Linked DNA regions of Homo sapiens: region 2 is linked to region 1. Evidence: chromatin loops called from intact Hi-C (ENCODE). Cell type or tissue: K562. All regions are shown on one strand. Each heading gives the region's core, and the rest is flanking DNA. Links, peaks and the distances in the headings are about the cores only. Region 1 holds the start of LOC124906330 (a long non-coding RNA gene). Region 2 overlaps LMLN (leishmanolysin like peptidase).

The links. Hi-C counts contacts between places; a loop is a spot of excess contacts. Peaks named below come from ENCODE experiments on the same cell type or tissue, not always from the same donor. Only the 100,000 strongest peaks of a DNase experiment are listed, where the experiment ranks them.
Region 2: a loop joins it to region 1, with 4 times the contacts of the local background. A loop is called at or near these places in 3 of 110 quality-filtered maps.

Annotation. Positions count from the first base shown.
Region 1 is chr3:197,898,365-197,913,988 of GRCh38, forward strand. DRC9 (dynein regulatory complex subunit 9) reads right to left here. Exons shown (of 12, transcript NM_032263.5): 8 at 15,517-15,624; 9 at 14,311-14,385. It overlaps LOC124906330 (a long non-coding RNA gene), which reads left to right and starts at 7,320. Exons shown (of 2, transcript XR_007096246.1): 1 at 7,320-10,074; 2 at 10,208-11,967. RefSeq lists enhancers at 1,177-1,949, 2,933-3,433, 14,267-15,466, 14,850-15,481 and a silencer at 7,785-7,834. In K562, for the core only: a CTCF peak has its summit at 7,785 (motif pointing right); a DNase peak (open chromatin) is centred at 7,867.
Region 2 is chr3:198,042,230-198,057,853 of GRCh38, forward strand. LMLN (leishmanolysin like peptidase) reads left to right here. Exons shown (of 17, transcript NM_001136049.3): 17 at 1-1,491. It also overlaps the pseudogene ANKRD18DP. Among named protein-coding and RNA genes, the nearest start is that of LMLN-AS1, 11 kb to the left of the region's middle. RefSeq lists a silencer at 8,683-8,869. In K562, for the core only: a CTCF peak has its summit at 8,751 (motif pointing right); no DNase peak of the experiment used is centred there.

The sequences.
Region 1 (15,624 bases), core at 3,252-11,251:
ATGCATTTACTAGAAAATAAAAAAGTGAAAATAAATGAATTGAACATTTAGGAAACTAGACAGATTAGCAACATAAACTCAAAGAAAGTGCAAGAAAATTACTCAAAACAAAAACCAGTGTGGTAGAGAAAAAGCAGATTTGCTCAAGAAAAGCAAAAGATGGTGTATTAGTCTGTTCTCATACTGCTGATAAAGGCATATCGGAGACTGGGTAATTTATAAAGGAAAGAGCTTTAACTGACTCACAGTTCAGCATGCCTGGAGAGGCCTCAGGAAACTTACAATCATGGCAGGAGAGAGAACGAGTGCCGAGCGAAGGAGGAAGCCCCTTATAAAACCATCAGATCTTGTGAGAACTCACTCACTATCACGAGAACAGCATGAGGGAAACCAACCCATGATTCAATGATCTCCACCTGGTCTCGCCCTTGACATGTGGGGATCATTACAATTCAAGGTGAGATTTGGGTGGGGACACAGAACCAAACCATATCAGATGGTGTTTTTGTAAAGATCAATAAAATGGTCAAACCTTCAACAAGTTTCAGTAAGAAAAAAGGAAAGAAGGCACATCTTTTTAAAAAGTTAATGAAAATGATTTCATTACTACAGAAATAAAGGACTTTTTAAAATTGTAAAAAAAACTATAGGGCATAGCTTTATGCTAATAAATTTGAAATCAGTGTTTAGATGAAACAGATTATTTTCTAGGGAGACGTAAGTTACAAAAAAGACTCATAAAGAGATAAAAGATCAATAATCCTTTTTTTACAGTTGAAAAGGTAGCCAAATAGCTCCAATTAAATATAACCAGACAAAATTGTTTATGATTGAATTTTATCAAGCTTCAAGGAATAGATAATGTTTTCACTGAAGAAGGCATTAGCTAAAAAATAAAATCATAATAATAATCTGGTTTGTTTTCTGTTTTTATGTTTCAGAGCATAAAAAGATGGAAAGCTTCCAATTCACGCTGCCAAGCATAACTCTGACAGCAATTCAACAAAGCAGCACCAAAAAATACACCTACAGGTTAATCTCACTTGTGGAATATATAAACACAAAGTAAAAGTCTAGGCTGGCTGTGGCGGCAGGTACCTAGAATCCCAGCTCCTTGGAGGCTGAGGTGGGAGGATTGCTTGAGCCCAGGAGTTTAAGACCAGCCTGGGCAACACAGTGAGAACCCCTGTCTCAAAGAAAAATTTTAAAAATCCATGGTATTGATCTTGTGTTTACCCAAGAATGCCACAAGACAACACAAAATAAGGGAGAGATAAGATATCAAAAGGAAAAAAAGAAAAATGAAAATCAGTAGAAAGAAAATGCAGCAGAGGCTGTGCAGAGTGAGAGGGCGAAATAGAAGCCTCCACTGATAGTTCCCCCCACCACCCAGAAACACTAAATTTGACAACTATCTGTACAAAAAAGCACCTTCATAAGAACCAAAAATCAGGTAAGCAATCGCAGTACCTGGTTTTAACTTCGTTTTGCTGAAAGAGGCACTGAAGAGGGTAGGAAAGACGGCTTTGAATTGCTGACGACACTCTCCACCCCCTGGCAGCAGCCACACGGCACGGGTAGGATCTGAGCAGCTGTGGGAGGGCGGGCGCGGCACCTGAGATGTGCATTGAACTCAGTGCTGCCGTCACAGTGGAAAAAGCAAAACCGGGTTGAACTCGGGTGACGCCCACCCATGGAGGGAGCACTGAGACCAGCCCCAGCCAGAGGAGAACCGCCCAGCCTAGCAGTGGGACCCGAGTCCCAGCAAGCCTCAGCATCTCGGGCTACGCCGCTCTGGGGTCCTCAATACACTTGAAAGGCGGTCTAGGCCAGGAGGACTACGACCCTCTACAACCCTTACGCAAGCCCTGGTCCTGGTGCCTGTGGACTTGGGGGACTTGGACCTAGTGAGACACCAGCCATGGTGGTTAAGGGAGTGCTTGTGTCACCCATCCCCCAACCTCAGGCAGTGCAGCCTCTAAAAGAGATTTCCCCTTCTTCTGTTTGAGGAGAGGGAAGAGTACAGAGGACTTTGTCTTGCATCTTGGATACCAGCTCAGCCACAGCAGAATAGAGCACTGGGCAGAGGACACCAGCTCAGCCACAGCAGAACAAGGCACTGGGCAGAGGATAGCAGCTCAGCCACAGCAGAACAGGGCACTCAGCAGAGGACACCAGCTCAGCCACAGCAGAACAAGGCTCTGGGCAGAGGATACCAGCTCAGCCACAGCAGAACAGGGCACTCGGCAGAGGATACCAGCTCAGCCACAGTAGAATAGGGCACTGGGCAGAGGATACCAGCTCAGCCACAGCAGAACAAGGCTCTGGGCAGAGGATACCAGCTCAGCCGCAGTAGAATAGGGCACTGGGCAGAGGATACCAGCTCAGCCACAGCAGAATAGGGCTCTGGGCAGAGTCATGAGGCCCCCACTCCAGGCCTTAGCTCCTGGGTGGCCTTCCTAGACACACCTTGGGCCAGAAGGGAACCCACTGCCTTGTAGGGGAGGGCCCAGTCCTGGCAGGATTCATCATCTACTGACGAAAGAGCCCCCGGGCCCTGAATAACCAGCAGGGGTCCACAGGGGTACACCATGGGCCTTGGGTGAGACTCTTGAGATGTGCTGCCTTCGAAGACATGGTAGTGGCTATGGTGAGAGACTCCTGCTTGAGAAAAGCAGAGGAAAAAGTAAAAGGGGACTCTGTCTTACACCCTAGGTACCACCTCAACTATAATGGGGTAGAGTACCAAGAGGCTCTTGGAGTCCCCAGTTCAGGCCTTGACTCTTTTTTTTGAGATGGAGTCTCACTCTGTTACCCAGGCTGGAGTGCAGTGGCACGATCTTGGCTCACTGCAACCTCCACCTCTGGGGTTCAAGCGAGTCTCCTGCCTCAGCCTCCAAGTAGCTGGCATTACAGGCACTTGCCACCATGCCCGGCTAATGTCTGTATTTTTAGTAGAGACCAGGTTTCACCATGTTAGCCAGGTTGGTCTCAAACTCACGACCCCAGGTGATCCACCCCTCTCAGCCTCTCAAAGCGCTGGGATTATAGGCATGAGCCACCGCCCCCGGCCCAAGGCCTTGACTCTTGGATGGCATTTCTGGTCCTGTTCTGGGCAAGAGGGTAGCCCACTCCCCTGAAGAGTAAGTCCCAGGCCTGGCAGCATTCACCACAAACTGACTGGAGAGTCCTTGGGCCTTAGCTGAACATCAGCAGTAGCCTGGCGGCACTCTCCATGGGCCTGTGGTAGTAGTGGCCATGAGCAGCGGCTCCTCCGCATGTGGAAAGCAGATGGAAGAGGAGGAAGGACTTTGTCTTGTGGCTTGAAGGCCAGCTTAGCTGCAGGAGTTTAGAGCATAAGGTAGACTTCTAAGGTTTTTGACTCCAGCTCTTGGCTCCCAGACAGCATCTCTGGACCCGCCCAGGGCCTGGGGGGACTGGCCACTCTGAAGGGAAGGATACAAGCCTGGCTGATTTCGCCACCTGCTGATTGTAGAGTCCTAGGGCCTTGAGTGAACATAGGTGGTAGCCAGGTAGTGGTTACAGCCTTGGGTGAGACCAGGTGCTGTGCTGGCTTCAGGTATGACCTAGCACAGTCCCAGTGGTGGTGGTCACCAGGGGGCTTGTGTCACCCCATTCTCAGCTCCAGGTAGCTCAGCAAAGAGTTAGAGACTCTGGGAGAAAGTAAGGAAAAAGAACAAGAGTCTCTCCCTGGCAATCCAGAAAATTCTTCTGGATCTTATTTAAGACCACCAAGGTGATACCTCTACATGTCTGCATGAACCACAGAATTAGGGGCTTGGAGTGTTCCCTAATGAGGTACGGCTTAGACCACAACACTCAAGTCCCTTCGTATGCCTAGAAAGCCTTTGCAAGAAGGATGAGTACAAATAAACCCAGACTGCAAGGACTACAATGAATACGTAATTCGTCAATGCCCATATACCGATGAACATCCAGAAGCATCAAGACCATTCAGGAAAACATGACCTCACCAAACAAATGAAATAAAGCACCAGGGACTAATCGTGGAGAAACAAAGATATGTGACGTTTTAGACAGAGAATTCAAAATAGCCATTTTGAGGAAACTCAAAGAAATTCAAGATAACACAGAGAAACAATTCAGAAATCTATCAGATAAACTTAACAGAGATTGAAATAATTAAAAAGAAGCAGAAACTCTTGAGTTGAAAAATGCAATTGACATATTGAAGAAGGCATCAGAGTCTCAAGAGCAGAAGTGATCAAGCAGAAGAAGGACTTCGTGAGCCTGAAGACAGGCTATTTGAAAATACACAGGAAAGACAAAAGAAAAAAGGATAAAAGAAATGGAAAGATATTCCATGTTCATGGATTGGAAGAATCAATATTGTTAAAATGTACATTACTACCCAAAGCAATCCACAGATTCAATGCACTCCCTATCAAAATACCAATGACATTCTTCACAGCAATAGAAAAACAATCCTAAAATTTATATGGAACCACAAAAGACCCAGAATAGCCAAAGCTATCCTGAGTAAAAATAAACTGGAAGAATCACATTACCTGATTTGAAATTATACTATAGAGCTATAGTAACCAAAACAGCATGGTACTGGAATAAAAACAGACACATAGACCAATGGAACAGAATAGAGAACCCAGAAGCAAATCAATAAATCTACACTGAATTCATTTTTGACAAAGGTACCAAGAACAAACACTGGGGAAAGGATAGTCCTTTCAATGAATGGTGCTGGGAAAACTGAATATCCATATGCAGAAGAATGAAACTAGACTAGACAGCTATCTCTCACCATTTACAAAAATCAAATCAAAATTGGTTAAAGAGTTAAACTTAAGACCTCAAACTATGAAACTACTAAAAGAAAACACTGGGGAAACTCTCCAGGACATTGGACTGGGCAAAGATTTCTTGAGTAATACCCCACAAGCACGAGCAACCAAAGCAAAAATGAACAAATGGATCATATCAAGTTAAAAAGCTTCTGCACAGGCCAGGTGTGGTGGCTCACACCTGTAATCCCAGCACTATGGGAGGCTGAGGCAGGTGGATCACTTGAGGCCAGGACTTCAAGGCCAGAGGTGAAACCCCACCTCTACTAAAAATACAAAAATTAGCCGGGCATGGCAGTGCACTCCTGTAGTCCCAGCTACTTGGGAGGCTGAGGCACGAGAATCTCTTGAACCCAGGAGGCGGAGGTCGCAGTGAGCCAAGATTGTGCCACTACACTCCAGCTTGGGCGAGAGAGCAAGACTCTGTCTCAATAAATAAATATATAAAATATAAAAGGCTTCTGCATAGCAAACAAAACAATTAAAGTGAAAAGACAACCCAAAGAACTGGAGAAAATATTTGCAAACTACCTATATGACAAGGGTTTAATAAACAGAATATATGAAGAGCTCAAACAAGTCTATAGGAAAAAATCTAATAATGTGAAAAATGGGCCAAAAGGGCCGAGTGTAGTCACTCACACCTATAATCCCAGCACTTTGGGAGGCCTAGGCTGGAGGAATGCTTGAGCTCGGAGTTCAAGGCCCGCCTGGGCAACAATAGTGAGATCTTGTCTCTCTCTCTCTCTATGTGTATAACATATACATACATACATACACACACACATATATATATACATACATATATATATACATACATATATATATACATACATATATATACATACATATATATATATACATACATATATATATACATACATATATATATATATATATATATATTTTTTTTTTTAAAGGGCCAAAGATCTGAATAGGCATTTCTGAAAAGAAGACACACAAACACCAAACAGACATATAGAAAGGTGCTCAGCATCACAGATCATCGGAGAAATGCAAATCAAAACTACGAGACATCATCTCGCCCCAGTTAAAATGGTGTGTATCTAAAAGACAGGCAATAATGAATGCTAGCAAGGCTGTGGAGAAAAAGGAATCCTGGTACGGTATTGGTTGGTGGAAATGTAAATTAGCACAACCACTATGGAGAACAGTTTGGAGGATCTTCAAAAAACTAAAAATAGAGCTACCATATGATCCAGCAATTCCACTGCTAGGTATATACCCAAAAGAAAGGAAATTAGATGTGGAAGAGATGTCTGCACTCCTATGTTTATTGCAGCACTGTTCACAATAGCCAAGATTTGGAAGCAATGTAAGTGTCTACCAACAGACGAACGGATAAAGAAAAGGTGGGGCCGGGCGTGGTGGCTCATGCCTGTAATCCCAGCACTTTGGGAGGCCGAGGCAGATCACCTGAGGTCAGAAGTTTGAGAACAGCCTGGCCAATATGGAGAAACCCCATCTTTACTAAAATACAAAAATTAGCTGGGCGTGGTGGCGCACACCTGTAGTCCCAGCTACTCGGGAGGCTGAGGCAGGAGAATTGCTTGAACCTGGGAGGCAGAGATTGCAGTGAGCCAAGATTGTGGGCAACAGAGCAAGACTCCCTCTCAAAAAGGAGTAAATAAATAAATAAATTTAAAAAGGTGGGACATATAAACAATGGCGTACTATTCGGCCCAGAATGAGATTGTGTCATTTGCAACAATATAGATGGAACTGAGGTCATTATGTTAAGTGAAATAAACCAGGCAGGGGAAGACAAACTTCACATGTTCTTCTTTGTGAGAGCTAAAAATTAAAACAATTGAACTCATGGAGGTCGAGAGTAGAAGGGTGGTTACCAGAAGCTGGGAAGGTAGTGGGGGATGCGGAGGGTGTGGGGATGGTTAATGTGTACAAAAAAGTAGAAAGAATGAATAAGACCCAGCATTTGGTAGCAAAACAGGGCGACCATAGTCAATAATTTAATTGTAAATTTAAAAAGAACCAAACGCGTGTAATGAGATCATTTGTAGCACAAAGGATAAAGGCTCAAGGTGATGGAGACCCCAATTCCCCTGATGTGACTCCCACGTGTCACACGCCTGTATCAAAGTACGTCATGCACTCCATAAGTATATACACCTACTATGTGCCCACAAAAATTAAAAATTAGAAAAAGAAAAGAGTTTAAAATAGAAACAATTTTAAGTCTATAAATCAGTTTTTCAGCAGTCTATTAAAGGAATAACAGGCCGGGTGTGATGGCTCACACCTGTAATCTCAGCACTTCGGGAGGCTGAGGCGGGTGGATCACCTGAGGTCAGGAGTTTGAGACCAGCCTGACCAACATAAGAAACCCTGTCTCCACTAAAAAAAATACAAAATTACCCAGGCATGGTGGCAGGCGCCTGTAATCCCAGCTACTCGGGAGGCTGAGGCAGGAGAATCACTTGAACTCGGGAGGCGGAGGCTGCGGTGAGCTGAGATCGTGCCACTGGGCAACAAGAACAAAATTCCAATCTCAGAAGAAAAAAAAAAGGAATAACACATTATGATCGAGTAAGGTTTATCCCAAGAATTTGAAGATGACTCAACATCAGCAAGTCTATTAATGTATTTCCCTTTATTAACATATTAAAGAAGAGAAAACAATATCATCTCAATTAATGAAAAAAAAATCCATCTCAAAATTGAGTACTCATCCTGATGAGAAGAAAAACTTTTAACAAGAAAAAAAGATACTTCCTGAAGTTGATAAAGCTTGTCTACCAGAAACCTACAGAGTAAATCTCACAGTTGATGATTAAAAAAAAAAAAACTCATTTGTGGCAGTTACCAATTTACTGCCTGTCAGCTCCAAATCCACCTCTTTGCTTTGTGAAAGTGGATGCTTGCTGTGAACGTTTTTCTTGCCAGCTGACAAAATGCTAAGCTGTGTCAGTAGAGGGCGCTGGAGGCACACGACAGGAGGGCGTCTCACTGTCCGGTCACCAGAGTGCGGCTGCCAGCGGTATGTGGGTGGGACACCCGGCCGCACTTGTCCACCCACACGTTTTACTGAGACCGCGCAGGAGGATTCCTGCTGGCCAAACACGTTATGACCTAGTAGGGTTTATCCCAGGAATTTAAAGATGACTCAAATCAGCAACTCTCTCAATGTATTCTACTTTATTAACATATTAAAGGAGAAAAAATAACTCAATGGACAAAAAAACTGTTTTTCTTTTTTTTTTTTCCCTAATTGAGTACGCATCCAGATTAGGAAAACAAAACAAAACAACAAAAAAAACTTTTAGTAAGGTATCTGTCACCTAACCACCATTAATCTCCCATTTTGACTAGTGGCCACGCTGTCACTTTGGGTCCCCGTGCATGAACATCAATTCAGAGCCAATGCTTCAGTCATCTCAGAAGGCCTGGGTAGTTTGCTTTCCCCAGTGCACAGTCACTCTGTAAATAGCACAGGTCTTCTGAGTAGGGCCTAGAGGGAGACTTACAGTAGGTACTTGCAGCAGGGCTGCAGAGTTCATTCTTTGGGGGAAATCCCCCCACACCCTCACACCCCAGTTCATAAAGGGGCCCTGGGGCTGTGAACTGACTCAGTCCTAAGAGCTAGGGGAGAGGCCGTGACTCTCTGCTGTGGTGATTCAAATCAGGTTTCTGGCTACCAGACCCAGAATTTTTTTCTGTTATACTTGAGTAGGCAGCCCAACAATTTTGTTCCTAGAGATACCATCATTCATTAGCCATTGCCAAGAATCCCAGTGGCCAAAGGCATTCTGATTACATCTCTGCCGCCCTTCGTGGTAAATGTGCCCACCTTATCTCTGACAATTAAGTGCTCCCAATTATCCGGAGGCACTTCAGGATCCCATCACCCCACTGATACCAGGAAGCTCATCTCAATGACAACATCCTTAGGGTCACACCTGCCTATGTAGGAAAGCAAGCACAGAGCTTTTAGAGAGGCAGATGCTCCCCTCACTATTCTATTTCTCAATGTCTTAGTAAAGAAGTGTCTTCTGGGCCTTCTCATGGTTAGGAATGGGTGCTTGGTGGTAGACGTGTAAGTCACACATGATAAATCCACTGTGACATTCCTGTCTCCCTACATCTTTGGATTCTCTCCCCCAAATCATAGCAGGGAAGCTCTGACATCTCCACCTCATCAAATGTAGGCAAATGTTGAGTCACCTCCTGCTGCTCAAGCTAAACCATGAAATCCAGACTCTCTGGTAAGTGCATCTATATCAATGAATTAAACAAATGGAGTGTGATAGCCTACCCTGTTGGATCTAACACTCTTAGAATCAACTCGACATGTTTCCCAGGTTTCTTCCAATATTTATTAGCAAAATCTTACCATTCTTTTGGTGTGTAAGTGATTTCCTTCTGAGTTAGTTATCTGAGTTTTATGTCCCACTGTAACATGCTAAGATTTGACCCTAGTTATGGATCCAGTGACAACAGGGGTGACTGTACCAGGTCTGAAGAGTGAGCCGTTTCCAAGGCATCCTCCCAGATGAAGTTATCACAGGGGTGACTGTACCAGGTCTGAAGAGCAACCCTTTCCAAGGCATCCTCCCAGATGAAGTTATCACAGGGGTGACTGTACCAGGTCTGAAGAGCAACCCTTTCCAAGGCACCCTCCCAGATGAAGTTATCACAGGGGTGACTGTACCACGTCTGAAGAGTGACCCCTTTCCCAGGCATCCTCCCAGATGAAGTTATCACAGGGGTGACTGTACCAGGTCTGAAGAGCAACCCTTTCCCAGGCATCCTCCCAGATGAAGTTATCACAGGGGTGGTGACTGTACCAGGTGTGAAGAGCGAGCAACCCTTTCCAAGGCATCCTCCCAGATGAAGTTATCACAGGGGTGACTGTACCAGGTCTGAACAGTGAGCCCTTTCCAAGGCATCCTCCCAGATGAAGTTATCACAGGGGTGACTGTACCAGGTCTGAAGAGCGATCCCTTTCCAAGGCACCCTCCCAGATGAAGTTATCACAGGGGTGAATGTACCAGGTCTGAAGAGTGACCCCTTTCCCAGGCATCCTCCCAGATGAAGTTATCACAGGGGTGACTGTACCAGGTCTGAAGAGCAACCCTTTCCAAGGCATCCTCCCAGATGAAGTTATCACAGGGGTGACTGTACCACGTCTGAAGAGTGACCCCTTTCCCAGGCATCCTCCCAGATGAAGTTATCACAGGGGTGACTGTACCAGGTCTGAAGAGCAACCCTTTCCAAGGCACCCTCCCAGATGAAGTTATCACAGGGGTGACTGTACCACGTCTGAAGAGTGACCCCTTTCCCAGGCATCCTCCCAGATGAAGTTATCACAGGGGTGACTGTACCAGGTCTGAAGAGCAAGCAACCCTTTCCAAGGCACCCTCCCAGATGAAGTTATCACAGGGGTGGTGACTGTACCAGGTCTGAAGAGCAACCCTTTCCAAGGCACCCTCCCAGATGAAGTTATCACAGGGGTGGTGACTGTACCAGGTCTGAAGAGCGAGCAACCCTTTCCCAGGCATCCTCCCAGATGAAGTCATCACAGGGGTGGTGACTGTACCAGGTCTGAAGAGTGACCCCTTTCCCAGGCATCCTCCCAGATGAAGTTATCACAGGGGTGACTGTACCAGGTCTGAAGAGCAAGCAACCCTTTCCAAGGCACCCTCCCAGATGAAGTTATCACAGGGGTGACTGTACCAGGTCTGAAGAGCGAGCAACCCTTTCCAAGGCATCCTCCCAGATGAAGTTATCACAGGATCTTCAGGCAAAGGAAGTGCGGTGTCCTCAGACACAGGAGGGCAGGGTACTTCCGCTGCCAAGGGAGCTTTAAAGTGATTTGCCAGTTTCATCCGAATCTGAGCAGGTGTTCTCATTCCAAGTTTCAGGGTCCTGTTCTTTCCCTGTGAGTGCTCTAACTTGCATATCAGTAACTTGGCATGACTATGACAAACTCATGTGTAATCCTGACTAAAACACCAGAACAGTGGTGTTGTATTAACAACCAATAATAGAAAAAGGATTCCCCATTGTCACTACTACAACCAACAAGTACACTGGACTTTCTAGCTAGACAACAAGCCATGAAATGAAAACAGACATATAAATAATAAAAAGGATAATATAAAATTGTTATTTGCATGCAGTAAGATTTTCCACCTAGGAAATCCAAATGAATCCACTGAAAAACCATTAGAGGGTTTAACAAATCCACAGCAATACACAAAAGAAATACCTTTCCACATACCATACACTTAGAGACAGAACCAAGAAGGTTTCGCAATGTTATCACAGAAAAACCTGGAAACAACCTAAATCTACTGACAGAATGGTTCACTAAATTTCAGTATATTCTGAGTGTGAGATATATTCTATCAATCAGCTGTACTGCTACAGAAAACATTAAAAACAAAGTAAATGTAAGAAGAAAACAACAGGCTCTGGAACACTATATATAGCATGATCCAATTTACTTAAGAAACAAATACTAGGCCGGGTGCAGTGGCTCATGCCTGTAATCCCAGCACTTTGGGAGGCTGAGGCCAGCAGATCACTTGAGGGCAGGAGTTCAAGACCAGCCTGACCAACATGGTGAAACCCCATCTCTACCAAAAATACAAAAATTAGCCAGGTGTGGTGGCAGGTGCATGTAATCCCAGCTACTCGGGAGGCTGGCAGGAGAATCACTTGAACCTGGAGGCAGAGGTTGCAGTGAGCCGAGATCGCGCCATTGCACTCCAGCCTGGGCAACAGAGCAAGACTCCTCTCAAAAACAAAACAAAACAAAAAACCACCACTGAGAATAGGTATGTTTTTAGGTATAAGTATGTATATGAAAAGAAATACATGTGGAAGAAACTTCCCTTCAGAAAGGGGAGTAATTTAAGAGGGCTTTCACTTTCTTTAACCTATGTATTTCTGTCTGAAATTGTAGCTGGACGTGGTGGTGCACACCTGTAGTCCCAGCTACTCAGGAGGCTGAGGTGGGAGGATCACTTGGGCCCAGGAGTTTGAGGCTGCAGTGAGCTATGGTGGCACCACTGCACTGAAGCCTGGGAAACAGAGAGAGACCCTGTCCCTAAAAAATAAAAAATAAAAAAATATATACTTATGTATTGCTTGTGTTATTGGGCTGAAGATCTGGGAAACTCTGGCGTCATCCCTTCGTGATCCATTTATCTACCAACTCACTGATAAATATCCAACACCTGCCAGGTATCTCACACTTGAAACAGGTAACATGATACATAATTCTTAAAGTGCAGGGCTACAGAACCCTAATTCTAATAGCCTACCAGGTATTTTTTTCAGTAAAGACCTGCAAGAGAGCATCTACAAATTCTCCTCTTTAACCACACATTTGGAATCCTTGACTGAAAACTCATTAGCTTTTTCCAAAGGCAAGCTGTATTATAACTAAGCTGGAAAATTTTCTCTTTATTCATCCAATAGGGTTATTTTGAAAGACTCCAGCTGGGGCTGGGCACGGTGGCTCACGCCTGTAATCCCAGCACTTTGGGAGGCCGAGGCAGGTGGATTACCTGAGGTCAGGAGTTCTAGACCAGCCTGGTCAACACAGTGAAACCCCATCTCTACTAAAAATACAAAAATTAGCTGGACGTGCGCCTGTAATCCCAGCTACTCAGGAGGCTGAGGCAGGCGAATCGCTTGAGCCCAGGAGGCCGAGGTTGCAGTGAGCCAAGATCACGCCACTGCACTCCAGCCTGGGCAGTAAAGCAAGACTGCATCTCAAAAACAAAACAAAAAAAAAAAAAAAAAGAAAGAAAGACTCCAGGTAGACTTAGACATAATTCTAACCTTAGATATATTATAGACCCAGCTTGGTTATTAGTATTGAAAATGCTCTTAAAACCACCGTGTCATATATATTTCACACAAGAAGAAATAAATTGAGTAAACATGTGGAAAAATGTTATGTTCACCTGTTAATAAGCAAAAATAAAAAATAAAACAACTCATTAAATTAGCAGACTTTGAAAAATATTGAAAATGGCTACTAATATTGAAGAGACCTTGAAATTACTGCCTGCAACACTGCTAACGGCAGCACAGATTCGAGAGTATTAGCAATGTTTATTAAAAGTCACAAAATACTAGTCTCTGAAACAAAAATCTCATGACTGAGATTGGCTTTTAGTAAATAGTTGCCATGAAGAAAAACAGTTCTTTGGGCAAAGCTTTAATGAGTGCATTATTTATAATAACAAACTTTAGAAACAACCTAAATATAAAAAAAAAGTGTAACAAATAAACTGTGGCACAACCATTCAATGGAACGTTAAACACAATTTTCAATTATTTTATAAAGAAACTGTAATAACATAAAAAATGAAAAGCAATGAGTAATTTTAAAAATCTTCACTCAACTGGGAATGTTATTTTTATAGTGTAAAAGATTAGTAAATTTTTTTTTTTTTGAGACAGATTCTTGCTCTGTTGCCCAGGCTGGAGTGAGTGGCATGATCTCGGCTCACTGTAACCTCTGCCTCCTGGGTTCAAGCGATTCTATTGCCTCAGCCTTCTGAGTAGCTGGGATTACAGGCGCCCGCCACCATGCCTGGCTAATTTTTGTATTTTTAGTAGAGACGGGGTTTCTCCATGTTGGCCAGGCTGGTCTCGAACTCCTGACCTCAGGTGATCCGCTGGCCTCTGCCTCCCAAAGTGCTGGGATTACAGGCGTGAGCCACCATGTCCGGCCTTTATTTATTTTTCTTTTTTATTTATTGGCCACTATACTATTGGGAAAAATTTTTAAATATAGTCATAATTTAAAAATAATTAATTTAAAAATTATGTCTTTTTTTGGTTTTTGTTTTTGAGACGGGGTCTCGCTCTGTTGCCTAGGCTGGAGTACGGTGGCGTGATCTCAGCTCACTGCATCCTCTGCCTCCCAGGTTCAAGCAATTCTCCCACCTCAGCCTCCTGAATAGCTGGGATTACAGGCGCACCACCATGCCCGGCTAATTTTTGTATTTTTTAATAGAAACAGGGTTTCACCATATTGGTCAGGCTGGTCCCAAACTCCTGAACTCAGGTGATCCACCCTCCCCGGCCTCCCAAAGTGCTGGGATGACAGGCGTGAGCCACTGTGCCCAGCCCATAAATTTGTAGGTCATAATTTGACTTAATAAATTTTAAGTCATAAATTAAGTCATAATTTGAAAATTATGAGTATACAGCAATATAGAAATCGAAAAATTTCTTATGTAAGCTCAATGATAAAAGCAGAAAACAAAATTTTACCTGCACTCTCTCAAATTACAGCTATATAAGATATCTATTCAGATGCATAACCCTGAAAGAAAACATGAGCTAAAGTTCATTAGGCTGAAAGAATGATGGTTGGTTTTCCTTCAAAATATTCTTTTTGTTTCCTCAGTATAAGCAGAGTACAAAAAAAAAGTCAAAGCATAGAAAAGCTGTGGGGACCCACCTGCTGCTCCTTTCTAAGGAACATTTCAATCTCTGTATGAGTCCGGGCCTCTTCTTCGGTTTTCATCCTGAGTTTCTGTAAGAACAATCAGATACCAGTACGTCTTCCCCGCAGGGCTGGGAATCAGAAGTTCTCAAGATGAGAGCAGCAGCTCGGTCGGTAGCTGAGGCTCCCTTTACCAGCTGGGATCCCGGGCTTTCAGTTCCCTGCAACTCCTGTTCACCAACACTGCAGAGCCACGTGGCGCGGCACTGTGTGGACTGCGTGTGTCCCTAACGAGACGAGCACAATCCCGTGAGCTGAACAGAGGTGCCCACTGAAGGACAGAAACGGCGCTCCAAGGGCACAAGGCTGTGGGGCTTAAAAAGGGGGATTCCGGAGTGCCAGGAAGAGTGTTGACGTGGCCTTGAGCCACGTCAGTCTCAGAGCGAGGAGTCCTCCCACACACAGATTCCACGGCCCAAGGACGTTTGTTCCTGCTTCCCTCTTCCCATCTGCCTGCTGCTCTTTCTTGTTTTCTTTTCTTTTTTGTGAGAAGGGAGTCTCCCTAGTTGAAGTCTGAAGTTGCCCAGGCTGGCTTCAAACTCAAGGATCCTCCTGCCTCACTGCCTCACCTCCGATTAGCTGGGACTAGTGCCTGGCTTTGCGTGTGTGCGTGCGTGCGTGCGTGCGTGTGTGCGTGCGTGCGTGTGTGCCATTTAGCATTCCCCTCAAAGAAGATCTACCACTTCTTTCTTCCTCCTGGCATTTTTCACCGTGACTTCTCATCCTATAAACTCAGGTTTGAACGAAGTTCAGCGCTCTCGATGCTGTATTTCTTACTGGAGGAGTGAAAGGTACTGGTTAGATGAAAGAAACAGCAGCAAAATCCTGCCATAACTAAGCACCTCGTTTTGCCCTCTCCCTATAATTAGTCAGAAAAATGGTGATTGGTTTGCCAAAATAAGAAGTGACCAAGGAGAGAAAGTGCAGCCAATTTTCAAAGTCATTATGAGGCGGGAGATGGAGGCTACAGCCCACTGGAATCTCTGCTTGCGAACACGCATATCCTCATTTAGGCTTTTATTTTCAACCTCAAGTGGAGGGGCTGTTGCCGATAGAGATGGAGGGAAATCTTTGTCTCCCTCCTTTGTTAGCTGAGAGGGGATCAGGAGTGACAGCTCAATTGCCATCTCCTGGGTTCTTGGCTAATGTCCCAGGGATTACCTCAATCTCTTCCACCAAGAGTTCCTCTGTTCTGTTACACTTTTTCTGGGTCTGGGCAATCTGCAGCTCGGTATTGGTTTTCATGTAGCGATTCTCCAAGTTGGATTT
Region 2 (15,624 bases), core at 4,905-12,904, 150 kb after region 1:
ACTTTGAATATGGTAGTGGTGGGCGCGGTGACTGAAGCCTGTAATCTCAGCACTTCGGGAGGCCAAGGCAAGCAGATCACGAGATCAGGAGTTTGAGGTTACAGTGAGCTGATCGCACCACTGCACTGCAGCCTGGATGACAGAGTGAGACTTTCTTGGGAAAAAAAAAAATGACAGTGAAGCAGACTTTTAGAATCCGAGATGTCATTGCAGAATTATTGGTATAAAATTCAGCTGCAAAGTGAAGAAATTGAAATGGCCCACACGTTGATATCCTGTGGCAGGTTATACCCTTCATGTTAGCAAAGACGAAGCCACGTCGCTGTGTTAAGAGGGACAGGCTGGGCCGGCTGCAGCTGTAGTGGAAGTGAGGGACACAGGGAAGGAATGGGGAGCAGCAATTTGGGGACAGTAGACTGGAGTCACTTTCTGACTCAAAAAGGGTCAAGTACTTATTAAAAACTATCTTGGTTTTCTGTTCAGACTTAGGCTCATTTTGATCATTTTAAGGTCCCAGTTGTCAAAAATATCAAGTGAATTTGTCTCAGGTTTTCAGAAACAAAATTTACAGGAAGGAAGCAAAAGCCATGTCAGTAGCCTTGAGCTGACAGCTTTAAAGAAACTGGCAAACAGGTAGGTTGTCCTCATATAGATCCTTCCAGTATTCTGAAAAACATCCTTTTATTTCTTAAAACCAGTAACCCTTACATTTTTCCTATAGGATAGTTATTTTTGTTGAGATCAAATAGACATTCTATAAATGTTATAAATTATGCTTGCAGTTACTCAGCCTATCTAGGCTTAAGGTTTATCAATATTTGAAGTTGAAACATCATCTTATGAGGTTTAGTTTTAGGAAGATAAATAAATATATCAAAGTATTTCATAAAGTTGTATCAATGTTCCTTCTAACATTAGAAGACTTACTGACTGAGGCCATCTGTGAACGACTAGGTGATCTCAGAATCCTTCCAGCTCTAATACCCTCTGACTAACACTCACCCAGAATTGCTGTCTGTGCTGGCTGTGATCTGCCTCCAGGAGCATACGCCATCCTGCGTGCTGTGTCCATCACAGTGTCTGTGCTCGGTGCCTTACCACTGTCCGTGTCCTTGGACGCTGACTGGACAGAGAGGAGCCTGTCTCTCAGGGCACATGAGTCGTCGTGGCAGGAGGAGACGGGCCTCAGTCACAGTGTCACAGACCCTTGTCACAGTGGACACTAGTCATTCCTGCCATGTCCTTGCAGCCCAGGAGGACTAAAAAGATTTTAATGAAGTCTGTGTTACTCATTCTGAAGAAAAGAACTTACCTGAGAGGAGTAATATTTTTTTAATATATATTGGGTCAGGGACAGGGATGGAGTGGTTGTTTTATGTTTACATTTTTAATAAGTAAAATAGAAGATTTAAGAACTAATATTTATGGTATTGAACTTTAAGTGTGATATATTCCTTAGAAAAACACAACTTTAATAAAAATGGAAACTAATTTGCATCCTGTCTTTATTTAACACCATCAGTTTTTTAAAAACCTGGATGAGGGCTGGTCACTGTGGCTCATGCCTGTAATCCCAGCACTTTGGGAGGCCAAGGTGGAAGGATCGCTTGAGCCCAGGAATTTGAGACCAGCATCTCAAATTCAAATAGGGAGGCCGTGTCTCTACAAAAAATAAAAATAAAAAATTAGTCAGGTGTGGTAGAGCACACCTGTAGTCCCAGCCACTCGGGAGGCTGAGATGGGAGGATCACTTGAGCCGGGGAGTTAGAGGCTGCAGTGAGCCAAGATCACACCACTGCATTCCAGCGTGGATGACAGAGCAAGATCCTGTCTCTAAAACAGTCATGGACTCTCTTTGGGGAAGACAAGGTGTTTATTACGAAATATAATCAGTTTCTACTTAAAGGTGAGTAAAATTGTCCTACTTAAAGAGTGGAGACAGGTCTAGTTAAGCAGGAAAGAGCAGACTAAAGCAATTCATAGACAATTTGGTCTATGCTGTGGGCCAGAAGGTTCGTTGCATGACCACCCTGGCACATTCAAGCACCACACTTGACACAGTGGCATCAAATAGGCTGTGGCTGTAGTCCTGGAGTGTGGTTTCTTCCCATAACCTGCATGTAGCACAAGAGAATGTCCCAGGAGGTCCCTTCCTCATGTGCATTTAGAGCCGTTCTGCCTGTGACTTGGAGCCAAGTGCTTTGTGAAATTGATCCAGTATCGTGTGCGTGACTTAATTGCTGGACTGAGATCTTTGTGGGGATTTTCTGATATGTTGTGTTTTTAAAGTTTTACAGATTGCATATAAGTAGCTAAAACTATATACAATAAATTACCTCAGATAAATACAATATTATTTGCCCAGCATACTGAAGATAAAGCTATATCTCATATATTACTTTGTTTACACTACCTTTGGATATGTTCATAGAATATACTATTTTAGGGGGCATTATTACATAAGTCTTTTGTTCACAACCTCACCAGTATATATGCAGAAATGGAGGAGTTTATTTAAATCACCTTTGTTGGGATCCCATTAGAAGTTCATTTTTTTAAATGTTTAAAATGAATTAGGGAGATGGGTCCAAATACGTGACCCAAATATTTGTCCAAATATTCTGATAGTCGATGCTTTTTCCATTTTATATTATAGAAATATTTTAATGCCTATAGATGTTATGTCTTAGATACAAAATCATTTTAATTCTCAGTGCCACTCAATTTTTTCAATTTCAGTAGAGACATTAGCGACTCAACAACTTTCTGACATTGCCTTATTCGGAAATACTCCAATCACAGTATCTGAACATCTGGCTTTCCCCCACATCAGGTGTCTCCTAGTGACATTTCAGGAGTGTACAGGCAGATGAGAAGAGGGTTGCCATGTGTTCACACTCATGAGTGTTCATAAGTGGAGATTTGGATGTATTTGGTTGAAGATAGAATGTAAGTGAGGTTGCCACAAAGAACACAAAGAATAGAGTAATTGCTTCTTCAGCACAGCTTGCCTGCTGTATGAGTCTGTTTTCATGCTGCTGATAAAGACACCCAAGACTGGGCAGTTTACAAGAGCAAGCGGTTTAATGGACTTTACATGTCTACATGGCTGGGGAGGCCTCACCGTCATGGCAGGAGGTGAAAGGCACGTTTCACAGGGAAGCAGACAAGAGCAGAGAGCTTGTGTAGGGAAACTCCCCATTTTAAACCCATCGGATCTCATGAGACTTATTCACTATCACAAGAACAGCACAGGAAACACCTGCCCCCCCCCAATTCAATTGCCCCCCACTGGGTCCCTCCTGCAAACATGGGAATTCAAGATGAGATTTGGGTGGAGATGAAACCGCCTTCTCAAAATGATGACTGAGCCAGTGAAAGAGATCTAACTTAGCCGACTCCATCTTGCGTCTAACCTCCAAGCTGTCCTTGTTCATTCCTGGGCGAAGGCTGAACTAACTTGGGGGGAAACTTAGTTTATAGTCTCAGGTTCCATGGCCCTGATAGGACTGAACCAGAAGGATCCAGGGAAGGACAAACCCTGGGGCTGAGGCCCTATGACCCAATGGCCATTGGTGGCCTAGCCTTATGGCCCCAAGACACCCTGTCCTCAGGCCACAGACACCATGGGCTTTGGTCAGGTCCCAACTTCCCAGTAGTGTCCTGACACTAGCGGGTGCTGACTGCTGAGCCACAACCACAGTTCTGGGTTTTGGGTTTGGTAAAACCACCTCAGGGACAGAGTTCTGGAGTTGGGTTTGGCAGAAACCATGGCACCTCCCAGGGATGGTGTGTCACTCCTGCTTGCCACCAAATGTGCACATAGGCTGTCCCCCTTGTCCAGCCCATCCTGCTGGACAGGATGGAGGAAGTCAGGGAACATACACGGTGGACAGCTGGGGTGCAGGGAGAGGCAGGTGCATGCTGGGAGGTCAGACCCTGTGAGGGCTGTGGGGGCATCAGGTGGAGTGGACTCAGGTGCACCCTCAGTGCACTGGGCAGGTCTTAGGCCAGGCTCCGTGGACCCCAGCTGTGTGATGTGGTCACTCCCTGAGGGACTGCCGTCAGGCCCCAGTCACCCACCCTGGGCAGCACCGTCCCATCTCAGGGCTGGGCTTTCTGAGTCCTGAGACAGAACAGTACTGCCCAGGCCTGACAGACCGGGGGGCCCTGCCAAGTCCTCCATCCCTAGACCAGCCTCGCACACAGCACGGACAGTCTCTCACCTTCAACTTCAGGGCACTGACTGATACTTCTCATTCTAAGGCAACCAAGGCAGAGCTGAGGACCTGCGCCAGGCTAGGAGCCAGTCCCCTCCCTAAGTGGGCCTGATGGAAGCACCATCCTTGTCCCAATCCACTACAAGTTTCAGCCCAGGAGACACACAGGGAAGGGAGGATGGGGTCTCCCTGCTGGCTGTCACTGGAAAAGCAGGACCTGGGAGCAGAGGGAGCTCAGGGCTGGCAGGGGATGCTCAGGCCCATGGAGAGCTTGGGCTGCATCCTGGGGCTGCCCCTCCTGGGCTAGAGGCTGTGCCCTCTGCAGGATCTGAGAAAGTCCAGTCCTGAGATGGGACAGTGCTGCCCAGGGTGGGTGGCTGGGGCCTGACAGCAGTCCCCCAGGGAACGATCACATCACCCGGCCTGGGTCTAGGGAACCTGGGCTGAGACCTGCCCAGTGCACTGAGGGTTCACCTGGAGCCCACCCCACCTGATGCCCCCACAGCCCTCTCAGGGTCTGACTTCCCAGCATGCACCTGCCTCTCCCTGCACCCCAACTGCCCACGTGCCTATTCCCTGGCTTCCTCCATCCTGTGCAGCACATAGACTGTGACCGTCTCTCCAGCCACTCTGGCCTTTCCTTTAACTTTGTCCTGTCAGGATCTCTGAGCAAGATCCTCCAGGTCCATCCAAACACCTGCTTTGTCCACTTTTGACTGGGCTGTTGGGTGCCACTGGGCCGTCCCAGCTGTCCACAGGGCCCTCAATAACATGCATTGCACCTGTGATCTCCCAGCAGCGCTCATCACCCCCCAATGACCAAGTCCCTGCTGGCCAGACCCCACACACCAGGTCCTCCCCGACCAAACCCTCACCGATTAGACCTCCATCAGGAGGTCCCACTAACCAGGCCTCCGCTGCCAGGCCCACAGTGACCAGGACTTCACTGACCAGGACCTTACTGACAAGGCCTCACTGACCAGGTTCCACTGATCATGACCCCATTGCCTGGCCCCACAGATGAGGCCCCACTGACCAGGCCTCCAGGGAACAGGCTGCCACTGACCAGGCCCCTGCTAACCAGGACTGAGGTGACCAGATGCCCCTGACCACGACCCTAGTGAGTAGACCCCACTGAACAGGCACCCGCTGCTGAGATCCCTGCTGACCAGGTCACCCCACAGACCAGTGCTACAAAAGCCACAACTGACCCAGTCTTCTCTGACCAGGCCCCCGTTGATTCGGTTCCACTGACCAGGCTGCCCTGACCAGGACCCCACTGACAAGGGCCTCGCTGATGAGGACACGCCCACCAGGCCATGCTGACTAGGTCCCTTGTGGTCAGGCCTCCACTGAATAGCACCCCTTGACCTGGTCACCAGTGCCCCAGCTCATGCTGACCAGGCCACCACTAAGCCCCAGTTGACCACTAAGCTCCACTGACCAAGCCCCACAGCCCAAGTTTGCACTGACCAGACACCAAACAACTGGCTGCCACTAGGTCTCCACTCACTAAGACCCCACTACTAGATCCCCCTAATGAGACCCTCTCTAAACAGACCCCTGCTGACCATGCCCCCATTAAACAGGCCTCGCTGACTAGGTCAGTCCCAACTGACTGGGTCCACTGACCAGGCCCACGCTGATCAGGCCCCTCCTAACCATACCAGAAGGCCAAGCGGCAATGAGACATTTCATATGGCAGGAGTAGGAGCAAGACAGAGAGAGGAAAGAAGAGCCACATCTTGTTATAAGACCAGATCTCAGGATAACTCACTATCAGGAGATCAGCATCAAGAAGATTAACCATTGGTGAAGGATCCGCCACCCACACCACCGCCCACTGTTTCCAGGCAGAAGCCTCCTGCAGAGGCAGAACCTCTTGGAAAACCTCTGCTAGGGCAGTGCAGAAGGAAACTATGGGCTTGGAGCCCCCACACAGGAGGCCACCATCCTCCAGAGCCCAGATTCATAGACAAACCAACGGCTCACACCCTCAGTATGGAAAAGCTACAGGCACTCCACACCAACCCAGCCCATGAGAGCAGCCATGGGGGCTAAAGCCTGCAAAGCCACAGGTGCACTGCCCTAGTAGAGGTTTCCCATGAGCCTCTGCCTCTGCAGCAGGTTACCCCCCTTCCTGCTACCCCTACCCTCTCACCACCCTACTGCCAACATACTCCTCCCTACCCTACCCACTCCTTTTTCTTCCACCCCAACACCCTCCTGTCATGATTAAATCACCTCCCACCAGGCCCCACCTCCAACATTCAGGATTACAATTCACTTGAGTTTTTCTAGGGAAACACAGACAAACCATATTATTCAAACCCTGAGCCCACTGAATCTCATGTCCTTCTCACAGAGCAAAATACAATCAAGCCTTTACAAAAGTTCCCAAAAGTCTTCAATCATTCCAGCATTAATGCAAATGTAACAATTCCACATCTCATCTGAGACAAGGCTACAGTCCCTTTGCCTATGAGTCCCTGAATGTAAAAGGGAGTTCTTTTCTTTCAAGGTACGGTGATGGTAAAGGCATTGGGTAAGCTTTCTCAATCCAAAGGGAAGAAATTTCCTGGGAAAATAACACAAATGGGACCACAGGCCCAATGCAAGTCCAAACCCAGAAGCCCAGTATCCATTCAATCTCACAGCTCCAAAATCATGAAGATAACTCACTATCACAAGGACAGCAATAAGGAGATGGTGTTTAATCATTTGTGAAGGGTCCACCCCCTCGCCACTTTTCACCCCTCACCCCCACCATAGTCCCCCATTTTCCCTATGCCCCCACCTTCCAACCCCCACTCCCCACCATGATTAAATCACCTTCCACCATGCCCCACCTTTAACAATCCCGACTACAATTCCACATGAGTTTTGGCAGGGACACAGAGCTAAATTTTATTATTCTGTCCCTGACTCCTAAAATCTCATGTCCTTCTCACATTGCAAAATACAATGATGCCTTCCCTACAGTCCCCTAAAGTCTTACATCGTTCCAGCATTTATACAAATGTCCAAAGCTTAAAGTGTCATCTGACACAAGGCTACAGTCCCTTAGGCCCATGAGCCTCTGAAATATAAAGCAAGTTAACTACTTCCAAAGCACAGTACTTGCACAGGCAATGGGTAAGCATTACCAGCCAAAAGGGAGGATTTTGCCAGAAAGAACAAAGCACAGATAGGACTTACAGTCTCCAAACCCAGAAGGCCAGTCATTCAATCCTAAAGCTCCAAAATCACCCTTTTTGAAACCTTGTCCCACATCCAGGGCACAAGGGTGTGAGGGCTGGGCTCCCAAGGCCTTGGGCAGCTCTGCACCTGTGGCTTTGCAGAGTTTACACCCCACGGCTGCCCTCATGGGCTGGGCTGGCATTGAGTGCCTGTAGCTTTTCCCCACTGATGGTACAAGCTGTTGGGAGGGGGGTGTTCTATAAATCTGGGGTCTGCATGATGGTAGCCTCCAGTGTGGGGGCTCCAACCCCATATTTTCCTTTGGCACTGCTCTAGTAGAGGTTTCTTATGAGGCTCTGCCTTTTGGGGATGCTTTTGCCTGGACACCCAGGCATTTCCATACATCTTCCAAAATCTATACAGAGGCTCCCAAGCCTCTAGTCTCATGCTCTGTCCACCTAGTGGCTTAACACTATGAGGAAGTTACCAAGGCTTCTAGCTCACATCCTCTGAAGCAGTGACACAGGCTGTATCTGTGCATCTTTCAGCCATGGCTGGAGCTGCAGCTGGAGCTGCAGGGATGCAGGCAGCAGTGTCCTGAGGCTGCACATAGAGGGAGATCATGGGACTGGCCCAGGAAACCATACTTCTCTCCTAGGCCCCAGGGCCTGTGACAGCAAGGGCTGCTGTAAATGTCTCTGAAATGCCTTCAAGGCCTTTTTCCTATTGTCTTGGCTACTAGCACTGGACTCCTTTTTATGCAAATTTCTGAACCCTTCCAGAATTTTTCCCCTGAAAATCAGCTTTTCTTTTTGACCAATTGGCCAGGCTGCAAATTTTCCAAACTTTTGAGTTTGCTTCTCATTTAATATAAGAGTTGGGACTCATTTAATATAAGTCCGAATCAGAGGTCACTGCCTCAGTCACACATAAAAGCACAGGCTGTTTGATGCAGACAGGACACATCTTGAGCTTTGCTGCCTAGAAGTTCATTCCACCAGACATGCACTAAGTCATCACCCTCAAGTTCAAAGTTTCACAGTGCGGACGGCAAGTCATCCAGGTGCCGAGGCAAGAGACTGAGGGCACGAGCTGTTCCAGTATAATAAAATATATAAAACAACAAGAGTTATACTAGATCTAGATCATAGACATGATTATCTATGAATATCATTCATCATTAGTTTGTAGCAATGACTCTTTATTCCAATATTATAATAATCCTCGCTCTATAATCATAACCTAGGAAAAGCCAGGCCATACAGAGACAGGAGCTGAGGGCACATAGTGAGAAGTGACCGAAGACGAGTGCGAGCTTTTCTGTCATGCCCGGACAGGGCCACCAGAGGGCTCCTTGGTCTAGCGGTGACGCCAGCGTCTGGGAAGACGCCCGTTGCCAAGCGGACTGTGGTCTAGCAGTAGCATCAGTGTCAAGGAAAAACACCCACTACTTAGCAGACCAGGAAAGGGAGTCTCCCTTTCCCCTGGGGAGTTTAGAGAAGATTCTACTCCTCCACTTCTTGTGGAGGGCCTGACTGATGTCAGGCCCACCCGCAGTTATCCGGAGGCCTAACCGTCTCCCTGTGATGCTATGCTTCAGTGGTCACGCTCCTAGTCCGCTTTCATTTTCCACCCTGTACACCTAGCTCTGCCTTTTAGATAACAGTAGCAAAATTAGTGAAAGTACTAAAAGTCTCTAATACGCAGAAATAATGGTGTAAGCTGTCTCTCTCTCTCCCCCCTCTCTCTGCCTTGGCTGCCAGGCAGGGAAGGGCCCCCTGTCCAGTGGACACATGACCCACGTGACCTTACCTATCATTGGAGATGGCTCACACTCATTATCCTGCCCCTTTTGCTTTGTATCCCATAAATAACAGTGCAGCCAGGCATTCAGGGCCACTACCAGTCTCCGCATCTTGGTGGTAGTGGTCCCCTGGACCCAGCTGTCTTTTCTTTTATCTCTTTGTCTTGTGTCTTCATTTCTACACTTTCTTGTCTCCACATATGGGAGAAAACCCACCGACCCTGTAGGCTGGAGCCTATATCACAGATCTCCAGGGCAGGGTCGCCGTGAAGCCATGTTCTCTGCTACAGCAAATCAAAAGTACCCTTGGCTTCTGTTCCTAGTAAGTTCCTCATTTTCATCTGAGACCTTCTAAGTCTGGCCTTTACTGTCCATTTTCCTGTCAGGCTTTTGATCACGAGTATTTAACAATTCTTTACAAAGATCCAAACTTTCCCTCATCTTCCTGTCTTCAAAGCCCTCCAAACTCTCCTGACCTCTGTTTGCTAGCCCCTTCTGAACTTGCTTCTGCATTATCAGCTATCTTTGTTGCAGCCTGGCAATGTGGTAAAGGAAGACAAGTCCATTTTGAGGGGAAAAATTCAAGAAGGCTTCAGATACTTGAATGAAAAGAAGCTGAGTGCTGATTGTCAAGACAACAGGGAAAAGGCCTTGAAGACATCTGATAGCTCCACTTTGCAGTACTAATATTCTCTATGATCATAAAGAAAAGAGCTTTAATCGGCCCATGATTCTGCAGGACTCAGGAAGCCACCCAATCATACCAGAATATCAAGGGGCAATGAGACGAAGGAGGTGGCACACCCTATTATACAACCAGATCTCCTGAGAAAAAGGAAACAGGCAGTTTTAGAAAAAAAGGAAAGGGACAGAGATATGTGTTGACGTAAAGACTTTGAAGAAGAGATCTAGAGATCTTTCCTGACAAAATGTCAACAAAATGAAAGATATGCAGAACCATGTAGAGAAAGGCAATGACAGAAAAATGTTCATTAGAATCAGAAAACCAACTTAAGTGCTCAGTAAATAAATAGAAAAGTAGCTGTGTTCAGGGCTTCAAAGACACATTCCATTTAAAAAAAAACTGTGATCAAAACATGAATGCTCATTTTACTCTTTTTAAGTTATGCATATATTTATATATATATAAAATTTATTTCTGTAAGACAGAAGTTTAATAGCATGTATACTTCATGTATACAACAGAAGGGCCCATGTAAAATGAGTAAATTTCCATGATATGTTTTATATTTAAAAGAAAAAGAGGCAGAAACAAAATACAAGCTACATATCAAGATAAATTTTGATGTTAAAGAATGACACGAATAGGTCTCCTTTAAAGAATTTGAATGCAGCAGAGAAGGATACTGCAAAAGAAAGTTGACCAAAGACAGCAAAAATATCTTCAGAAATTATAATTGAAACTAGATAATGAAGAGTGCAGTTGACATTACATGTTCAAGGCTTTCTCATTATTGTTTTCAAAATCATTAAAGAATAAATGGCTGGGTGCAGTGGCTCACACCAACTTTTTGAGACCCAGGTGGGCAGATCACAAGGTCAGGAGTTCGAGACCAGCCTGACCAACATGGTGAAACTCCGTCTCTACTAAAAATACAAAAATTAGCCAGGTGTGGTGGTGCATGCCTGTAATCCCAGCTACTCAGGAGGCTGAGGCCAGAGAAATGCTTGAACCTGGGAGGTGGAGGTCGCAGTGAGCAGAGAATGCACCATTGCACTCCAGCCTGGATGACAGACTCAGACTCTGTCTCCAAAAAAAAAAAAAAAAAAAAAGAAGTGTAGCATTTTGGCATTCAAAAAAATTTCAGATTGTGTTGTTTCTTTTTTTATATGTTTTTAATATAAATTTTTTCATCCCAACCTTGCCCCAGCAGCTCAGCTGACTCCCGCCCCCATGACGCACATGCCTATAATGTTGTGAGTTTCCAAAATACATTTTAAAATAGATTTCGTTTAATTATGAAAATGCAGACATAAAATGAATTTGTATCTAGGTTTTAATCAAGTAATATTAGAGTTAAGTCAATTAATAAATGATTAAAATGTTCTACAATATGAAAACCATACCCAGATGCCTCTTCCTCTAATTCATGATTTTTCTTCCTTATTTGATCCACATTATACTCCAGTGATGATATTAACTCAAAAAAAGTTTTCTTAATTCTTCATTTTCTTCTTCAGGCTTGAAAAAGAAAGTGTTGCAATAAACATGCACACCTATGTTTATTGCAACACTTTCTTTTTCAAGCCTGAAGAAGAAAATGAAGAATTAAGAAAACTTTTTGAGTTAATATCTTATTCACAGTAGCAAAGACTTGGAACCAACCCAAATGTCCAACAATGACAGACTGGATTAAGAAAATGTGGCACATATACACCATGGAATACTATGTAGCCATAAAAAGTGATGAGTTCATGTCCTTTGTAGGGACATGGATGAAGCTGGAAACCATCATCTCAGCAAACTATTGCAAGAACAAAAAACCAAACACCACATGTTCTCACTCATAGGTGGGAATTGAACAATGAGAATACATGGACACAGGAAGGGGAACATCACACTCTGGGGACTGTTGTGGGGTGGGGGAGGGGGGAGGGATAGCATTAGGAGATATACCTAATGCTAAATGATGAGTTAATGGGTACAGCACACCAACATGGCACATGTATACATATGTAACAAACCTGCACGTTGTGCACATGTACCCTAAAACTTAAAGTATAATAACAAAAAAATTTAAAAAAGGCTTTTATTTGGCAATAGTTTTAGATTATTCTAGGTTGCAGATAGTACAGAGAGTTCTTGTATAACCCTCACCTGGTTTCCTCTAATGTTAACATTTTACATAACAATGGTACATTTGTTGAAATTAACATTGGTACATTACTATTAACTAAACTCCAGACTTTATTCTTAAAAAAAAAAAAAAAGAAAAAAAGAAAGTGTTTAAAATTATTTTTGTAAAATCTAGAGACCCTGTTCTATCTTAAAAATGTTATTTCTCATAAGTTGATGAATAATATGTATTTAGGCAGGTGTATAAAGCACATTTTATAAACCTGACGCCAATAAGGACAGATTTCAAAAATAGACACTTTTCTTAAAACAGCTAAAAATGATTTATACTTTCATCATTATCTTTTCTGAAATTTAAGCTGCCAAAAATGAGGGTTAAAAGTGGGGGTTTTTACACATAAAATACTAAGGGTTAGTAAAAAAAAAAAAAAGAGTAGTTATATTTACATTTTAGTTTTTAAAGATGCTTTAGAAACATTGTCATTAATAGTTAAAGATATTCCAAGTTTTGTTAAATTACATCTTACTAAGATGATTTTTAGAAAACTCTTATCTAGTTCCCATTACATTTTTGATCCTCATCTGTCTTCAGGCTGATCTAAATATTCTCTGTTAGTATTCACCCATAGATTTCAGTTTTTTCCCTTTCTCTTAATCATTTCTCTTTAAATAAAGATTTTTTCTATAATAAAAACATAACTTTTGTCTACTTTTTGTAGATTTTCTATTATCCTGCTTCTCCCCTTCCATTGGACTCTATGACACATGGTCTCATCCAGAGATCTATTTTTCATCACTTATTGTGTTTTTTATACCGCAATCTGATTTTTAAATAATTCCAATAAAAAAGTGCAAGGGTCATGAAGGACTTTATCCTGCTTTACTCAGCAGCAACTGCGAGTAGACCAAATGCTCCCTCTGCTCCTCTGAACCCACTTTATTTCTAAATGCAGCAACCTCTGATGTTCAGTCCTATTCCTTTCTATTCCTGTTTTTTTGTTTGTTTTTTGTTTTTTTGTTTTTGTTTTTTTTTTGAGACGGAGTCTTGCACTGTTGTCCAGGCTGGAGTGCAGTGGCGTGATCTCCGCTCACTGCAACCTCTGCCTCCCAGGTTCAAGCGATTCTCCTGCCTCGGCCTCCCACGTAGCTGGGATTACAGGTGCCCACCACCATGCCTGGCTAATTTTTTGTATTTTTAGTAGAGACGGGGTTTCACCATGTTGGCCAGGTTGGTCTTGAACTCCTGACCTCATGATCTGCCCACCTCGGCCTCCCAAAGTGCTGGGATTACAGGCATGAGCCATCACGCCCAGCCACTATTCCTCTTTTAAATTCTCTCAGGACTCCTAAAATCTCAAAATTTTGACCCAGATTCCCTAATCTACATTTCCAGCTCTGACCTTCTTCTTGAGGCCTCTTCTTTCTAGTACACATATTATAGACAATATTCTCAACCACACACTCAGACATTGCCACTTGGTGCAGGTTACTTTTGTAGATAGTGAATCATGTCTATTTTATGTTGATTCTTATTGATGTTACTGTGCATATAGTGTTATTTTCTAATCTCGAAGGGGGATCGTCTCACCCTTAGGATATTGACCAGCATACTTTGTCCTTTTTTTTTCTTTTCTTTTTTTTGAGATGGAATCACACTCTGTCATCCAGGCTGGAGTGCAGTGGCAACATCTTAGCTCACTACAACTTCCACCTCTTGGGTTCAAGTAATTCTCCTGCCTCAGCCTCCCAAGTAGCTGGGACAGAGGTGCACACCACCATTCCTGGCTAATTTTTATATTTTTAGTAGAGACAGGGTTTCACCATATTGGCCAGGATGATCTCGATCTCTTGACCTCATAATAATGGCAATAAGGAAATTATCTAAAAATACTATTTAACAGGAAAAAAGCCAATTTTCTGTGAGGAATGATGTATACTTCTCAACTTTCCCAAGAGAAAATATTGTAAAACGTATGCAATTATTTTTCAAAATGGCAGAATAAAAGCCAGAGTTTAAGAAATAAGTACATTATAAAGGTAATAAAATGGTAATAATTAATTATAATAAAAATAAAAAATCAAGCTGTCCACTGAAATTAGTATCCTAAAACAGTTTATATTATTCAACCAGCTACAGATTAACTGTCGACATGTTAAATTCCATACATATTTGACTTCCTACTTGAAATATAATTTCTTCTCTGAAGCCCATGTCTCATCCAAATTAATATGACAATGTGATGTACCTTCCAGTGGAGACTCTGACATAGGAAATTTTTTAAGATGACTGGCCAGTTGTTCTTGAGGTTACCTTACAGTCTCCTGATAAAATATTTTTGTTATTAATTTTATAAATTGCCTTATTATTAAATTATGTTAATATTTAACTCTAACATGCATACTTTGAAAATTATTACCACACACATAGATTAGCTTTCTTTTTCTCATATGTATACATTCTCCTTTATTACTGAATTCAGTGAGGAACATAGAAGGTGTTGTCTTCGGCCGGGCGCGGTGGCTCACGCCTGTAATCCCAGCACTTTGGGAGGCCGAGGCGGGCGGATCACGAGGTCAGGAGATCGAGACCATCCCGGCTAAAACGGTGAAACCCCGTCTCTACTAAAAATACAAAAAAATTAGCCGGGCATGGTGGCGGGCGCCTGTAGTTCCAGCTACTCGGGAGGCTGAGGCAGGAGAACGGCGGGAACCCGGGAGGCGGAGCTTGCAGTGAGCCGAGATCGCGCCACTGCACTCCAGCCTGGGCGACAGAGCGAGACTCCGTCTCAAAAAAAAAAAAAAAAAAAAAGAAGGTGTTGTCTTCCTGCCAAATTGGTATTCTCTTACATGACAGATTGATTCAGCCCACTATTCATTCATCTCAGACCCTCAACTCAACCTGAGTTCCTCACACATTCAGTCACCTGTTCAAATCCTTCCAACAGATTCCTATCTCAGAGTAAAAGTAAAATTCCAACGGCCTTCAAGTCCCTAGATAACATGGCCTCTACCTCCCTCCCTGAGCTCAGCTCCTACAACTCTGTCCCATACTCACTTCATTCCCACTCTACATGAACTCTGCCACCCCTCATTAGTCTGAAAATGGGGATTCAATGTCAAACTCACAAATCACAGACAGCTACAAGTATCTTTGTACTGGACAAAGTTATATCCAAATGACAGTCATGGAGACTTGAAATGTAAATTATGAGCTAATTATTAATAAAAATATTCAAAGTAAATTATAAATACCTACCAGTGGGAACATTAAATCAAATATTTTTTGCTAAAATTTACCACATTTATTCCAAATTGTGATTTTATAACAAGTAGATGTCTTTAAAATATTAAGTGGTCAGAAAAATACATAATGTGAGACTGACATATTTTCAGACTTAAGTCACATTGATATGAATCAAAATAAAGTTATGCCAACTAAAATACATAAAAGAGCCACTGAAGGAAAAGCACCACAAGACAGAGCAACACACTTCAGTTCATCTGGGAAATCTAGAATTAAGTGTCAAAGTGGCTCACTTAATTGAATCTTAATTTCAAAATACTTATTTCAGGTACAAGATATCAATTTATCTGCTTCATTA